Regions from separate parts of the Homo sapiens genome. Here region 1 is linked to region 2. Evidence: chromatin loops called from intact Hi-C (ENCODE). Cell type or tissue: heart right ventricle. All regions are shown on one strand. Links, peaks and the distances in the headings refer to the core of each region. The heading gives the core; the rest is flanking DNA. Region 1 overlaps DLEU2 (deleted in lymphocytic leukemia 2). Region 2 overlaps DLEU1 (deleted in lymphocytic leukemia 1).

The links. Hi-C counts contacts between places; a loop is a spot of excess contacts. Peaks named below come from ENCODE experiments on the same cell type or tissue, not always from the same donor. Only the 100,000 strongest peaks of a DNase experiment are listed, where the experiment ranks them.
Region 1: a loop joins it to region 2, with 10 times the contacts of the local background. A loop is called at or near these places in 9 of 110 quality-filtered maps.

The regions. Positions count from the first base shown.
Region 1 is chr13:50,084,054-50,086,971 of GRCh38, forward strand. All of the region lies in intron 1 of DLEU2 (deleted in lymphocytic leukemia 2), which reads right to left. All of the region lies in intron 2 of DLEU1 (deleted in lymphocytic leukemia 1), which reads left to right. Among named protein-coding and RNA genes, the nearest start is that of DLEU1, 3.3 kb to the left of the region's middle. In heart right ventricle, for the core only: CTCF peaks have their summits at 1,117 (motif pointing right) and 1,317; no DNase peak of the experiment used is centred there; H3K4me3 peaks cover 443 bases; H3K27ac peaks cover 391 bases.
Region 2 is chr13:50,385,949-50,388,866 of GRCh38, forward strand. The region is part of intron 2 of DLEU1 (deleted in lymphocytic leukemia 1); the gene reads left to right. Among named protein-coding and RNA genes, the nearest start is that of DLEU1-AS1, 140 kb to the right of the region's middle. In heart right ventricle, for the core only: a CTCF peak has its summit at 1,277 (motif pointing left); a DNase peak (open chromatin) is centred at 1,313; H3K4me3 peaks cover 1,233 bases; H3K27ac peaks cover 1,428 bases.

The DNA of each region.
Region 1 (2,918 bases), core at 118-2,617, 300 kb before region 2:
TGTTCAAAAATCAAACTACAGTTAGTGCCTTTAGGGGTCAGCATTTTTTTTCTTTTTTTTTCTGAGAGGGAGCCTCACTCTGTTGCCCAGGCTGGTTGGATCACTGCAACCTCTGCCTCCCGGGTTCAAGCAGTTCTCCTGCCTCAGCCTCCCATGTAGCTGGGATTACAGGTGCGCGCCACCACGCCCGGCTAATTTTTGTATTTTTAGTAGAGACGGGGTTTCACCATGTTGGTCAGGCTGGTCTCCAACTCCTGACCTCGTGATCTGTCTGCCTTTGCCTCCCAAAGTGCTGGGATTATAGGCGTGAGCCACCGCGCTGGGCGGGGTTAGCATTCTTATTCAAGAGCTCCTTAAAATGATAAATCAAACTGACAAATGATTTTTCCCAAATATGAATAATGATCCCTGTTAGGCAAATAAGGATGTTAATTTATTTTACCATCTCATAAGAATAATACCTGGAAATGGAATAGATTTATTGCTTTTTCTGATTGTTAAGGTTAAAAAACCGAGGCCCATCTAAAATATATATAAAGTAAAAATCATCCAAATTTCTAGCATTCAGGGATAACCACATATTGTTTGTACTTTAAAAATATAATGTACCTGTGGGGACAATCAGCTAGGGGGGGTCTGGATAAGTGGTATATTTGGGAGACATGTGTAAAATTGTACTAGAACTTACAAATAGGTAAGTAGCACAATCTGGTTTCCTCACTGTAGAATTTTTTATCTTAGTCCCCTTTTAGATATAATATGTCAAGAGAATTCTAAAGTGATGATGATAAATGATAACATTTATTGAAGACCTAATATGTGTCAGACACTGGGCTAAGCATGTACATGCATTTTTCCATCGAATCATCATGTAACTCATTAAGTGGGTGCAATTATCTCTATTTTGCAGAGACTAAAGTTTATGTGTAAGTCACTTTTAGAAGATTTAAGTCTAATTGTGTTTAAAGTCTTATTTAAGAAAAAATCTTTCATGAAAGCTTCTTGATTTGCTAAAATGGGAGAAAACAAAATCAACTAACATACAGTAGTTCCTATGCCTGAACAGAGAGCCCGATTGTAAAAAACGGTCTTTTGAAAACTAAGAATTTTATATTTGACCACAAGGGGGTGCAAATTCCTGAGTTAAATTTCAAAGGAAAAACGGGAAAAGTGCTTTTACTTTAGACCATCAAATTCGTGGGTTAAAACTAGTAAGAATTCCTGCCTGGAACTTTAATACCCTACAAAGTAATGTACTTTATAAGAAGAAAGAACTCAATTACTTAGGTGCTCAATTAGGGCAGAAGTGTCAGCTTGCTTTCTTCAATACAGTCAAGAGTTAATCATCCCTCCCCCACCCCTTTCCACTCACAGTTAGTTTGTGTCTCTGCATACCCCTCTTTACTTGTCAATAAGAGTAGAACTGAAGTCATAATTTAAAATCTGGGGTTTTGCTCTTGGAAACTGAAATGCAATCACCAGCTAATGGATGCTAAATATGGGTAGTGTGAAGAACAGAGGTCTTGTAATTTCTATGCTTTTTTTCCCTCCTGCTGAAGTTTATAATGAGTAAGCTACAACTGATGCAATGTTGGCTTCAACATATTAACTTATTTAGATAAAACTGTGAAAGCTATAGGTCTGTTCATCTTTCAAGAAAGAATGCAGGCCGGGCGCGGTGGCTCACGCCTGTAATCCCAGCACTTTGGGAGGCCGAGGCAGGCGGATCACGAGGTCAGGAGATCGAGACCATCCTGGCTAACATGGTGAAACCCCGTCTCTACTAAAAATACAAAAAAATTAGCTGAGCGTGGTGGCAGGCGCCTGTAGTCCCAGCTACTCGGGAGGCTGAGGCAGGAGAATGGCATGAACCTGGGAGGCGGAGCTTGCAGTGAGCCGAGATCGCGCCACTGCACTCCAGCCTGGGCCACTGAGCAAGACTCTGTCTCGAGAAAAAAAAAAGAAAGAAAGAATGCAGACAGTACCTTGAAAACAGTATATACTACTGAATGTATTAAAAACTTTGCTTAGCAGGGTTTTCAACTTCCTTTTATTTTCGTGTTGGTCTTGTTTCTCTGAGATGGGACTTAATTTAAAAAATACAACTTTTTTTGGAAATAATTTCAAATTTACAAAAAGTTACAATATTAAAAAGAGTTCAAAGAACATCTATATCATTTGCTTGCTCTTGTACATGGGTGAGTTTTCTTTTTCTCTCTCTCTCCATATACACAGTCTATAAAAAACACACAGAGGAAAAATACAAGAAAAAAACTTTCAACCCATATCAAGGTTTTATGATTATAGTTAAAAATATACATATCAAAAAGTCAAACTAAAATTTTGCAGTGTTGACACTGCCAAACTATTCTTTTAAGGAACATTGGTGTTCTATCAGCTAGTCCAGTGATTTTTGTTTTTTTAAGAGACAGGGTCTCTCTATATTGCCCAGGCTGGCTTCAAACTCCTGGACTCAAGTGATCGTCCATTCAGCCTTACAAGTAGCAGGGACTGTAGGCAAGTGCCACTGCACCCAGCTCAGTGATTCTTAAACTTTGAAAATGTGTTGAAAGTTATAGACCCTTTCTCTAGAATCATGCATGTATGTGAATAGTTTGCATATAGTTTCAGAGGTGGATGATGGTCCATGGAGTTCCTGAAGAAAAGTAAAGGAAAAATTATTCATACATATGGTAGGCAGAATAATGGCCTACCAAAGATGTCCAAAGATGTACATGTCCTAATCTCTCTGGGATTTGTGAATATGTTATGTTACACGGTGAGAGATAATTCAAGTTGCAGATAAAAATTAGGGTTGCTACTCAGATGATCTGAAAATAGATTATTCTGGATCACCTGAGGAGGCCTAATTACATGGTCCTTTAAGTGTGTAAAGGGGAAGCAGAAGAATCCGTGTC
Region 2 (2,918 bases), core at 295-2,794:
CCACTTAAAGACATTCAGATTCCAATGCTTTAAAGCCCTGTGCCAGCCCAAATGAATAAATAAGTCCTTACCTGGACTGTCTGGCAATTGCAATCCCTGCTCCAGTACAGCCTGGGCCTCATCCCCATGTTCCCTTGATTTATTACAAGAGGTCCATAAACACAGGTGCCAACCAAACCTTGTCTGTAGACTCTGTAATGCCACTCATATACTCACCTCTTAGTAAATTAAATTGCAAACTCACTTGTTAAATTCAAATTAATTTCCGAACCTTTTTTATTGGATACTTTCTTAATCATGATGATATATGGGGTTTATCCAGATTTTTTAAAAAATTCACTTTTTGAATTATAAAAGTCATGCATACGTATATGTTTATTGTGAAAAGATACATTTCTTTTCCTCCTGTGGATCTTCCCCTCAGAATTCCAGTTCTAATTCTACTCCTTGTGTGAACCCCTGAACATGCACCCATGCCCATTCATTTTTCTGGGCCCCTCACAGCAGCTCTAGCACCTCCACCTAAAAGGATTGAAAGGGAAGATGAGACCCCATTGCAGAATATTTGAAGTGGTTACTCATCAGCCCTGTATATACATATTAAAATTCTCTGAGTTGTTACAGCAGCTGTTGCAACTGAAAATAATTCAGCAAACAGGATCATTTTCTGTGTAGTTTATGGGCTCGGGAACAGTCCAGAAGCTTTGGAATTTGAGTTACTGTCAGCCCGCTGCTCAGCCAATCTCCACATGTCACAGGCTGGTAATTTGATCTACAGCTCCCTTGAAGTGAGTTTGTACTGAACACAGAAAGCTCTTTTTTCCCCCTTTTTGCCAAACGCTAAATAGCCTTTTATGTGTGTCTTTTTTCCCCTTACACAATCACGATTTGATTCAACAAAAATATTACACACCTTCTTCCTGAGGATTTTGTGTCCTTTTCTTGGACTCGCAGCTACACATTTTGGGCAGCAAGTTCCCTTGTTCCCTCGGCAGCTGCCTGCGCGCAGTCCTCCGGAGAGCCTAGGCCTGGGAGAGACCGCCTTGGATTTAGCTGGGCCTAAGAAAACACAGGCACAGCAGTGAGAAAAATATTATCTTCCAATTCCCCTTCCTTTCAAGACTCAGGAAATCTGCTTCTTTTCAGTGCTCTTATCACTGCTGTGAAGTTTTGATTTTTCCAATCTCCAGTGGTGGTTTAAAAGGAGCTTAGAGCAGAAGCTGAAAGGGCCTCCTGTATTTAGAGAGCAGAAGCCCCACCTGCTGTCTCTGGGGCACCTCCCAGTGGCCAGGGCCAGGGGGTGTGTCTGATGATGGAGACAGTTGGAGCCACTTCAGCACTGGCGCCGAGTTTATTTCATCTGCTGATATTTAGATTGTGGTGGGGAGGGCAGAATGCCTGATGATGCCGTCAGTTCACCACCATGCAACAGGTAGCCTGCTTTCCAGCTACTTTGCATGATATCCAGACTTTCTGGCATCAAGGCTTGGTGGCTCACAGGGCTTGAGGCAACACTACTCTGTAGCTTCCATTTTTTTTAGTGATTCCCTCACCGGTGGTGGATCTACCTAAGATCACAGTGGCCACGGTGGTATGCTATTTTGGGTTACTGAAAACTGAAACCTGTTTTTCGCTGAAGACAGTTTGCCTAACAGTTTAATAACCTTTATACTTAGAATATCAGGAGTCCTGTCTGTCTGATCAGCCAGTGGTACCATTAAGGAAAAATGAAAGATTGGTTTTCAGAGTCACTGAAGTTCTGGTGATATTTTAAATAAAAATTGAATACTTGGACATCTAAACTTATTTGATTGAAGCCTTGGGATGCCTAAAGTCATTGTGGTTGAGATTATATCTGTTTATGGCTGACAAAAATTATCATAAGTGTATAGAGTCTTATGTTGGGGACCTTGCTGTCCATCTCGAGACCATCTGCAGAAAATCCCAACAGCTGCAGTTTACTTCTCATTTTTCAGAATAGAGATTGATTATGAAGGAGGCACAAAACAAACCAATAAACAAAAAACCCAAATATTTGATTATGGCATTAACTTTATGGTCATTTCTAGAGGAGTGTGTGAGAGACATTAACTAGGTTCTGATTCTTGGAATAGATTAGACATTGGCCTTGCACCCAGCTCCACGGAATGATGTCCCCAGAAGGCCTTGCTTGTGCCTGGACACTGATGTCTGAGGAGTACGCTTCCCTGAGCTTTCCATGGGTCAATCTTAGAGGGCAGGGCTCCATGATCCTGGCCTTGACTGAAGGGGGAAGGATAGATTGGAGGTTTTTCCAAAGACTCACTGGAATTTGGAGATAAAATATTTAATAGGTTGAAAGCCTTTACAAGGGAGAACTCTGGTCTCCCTGTGAACGATGACCAAATATGGTAAAAATGTTCCCATTTCTGGTGGATCAATCAGTCCTTAAATATTTCTAGAATAACTTCCATGGTTAAAATCTGGATCCAGATTTTCTAATGAGCAATTTGCAGAAAGAACCCACCTGCATCAAATGGCAAAGTCAGAACCACGTGCAAGAGTGAACTGCACAGCCCTTGCTTAGCAACATGCCGCTTGTAGCCCACTGGGGGTGGAGTGCCCTCCAATCCAGACTCTACACTAAGAAATTAGGTAATTCAATGGCAATAGTAATTTTAGCTGCAGTTTAAGGAACGTTTACAGCTTTGAAACAGGAAATGGAAAACAATAAGTAAGAAACTATAAAATAAATTGAGCACATAGCTTTCTGTTACATTTTATACCCAGTGGTATGGAAAGTTTACTTAAGGAAATGACAAGGCTTATTTAGAGGACCAGCAACTTCTGGAGTCTTTTATTGAAATGGAAATGGGAGCAATGTTGGATACTCTTAAGGCTATTTCTTTGTAAATTCCCAATTGGGAAGCTTTAATATG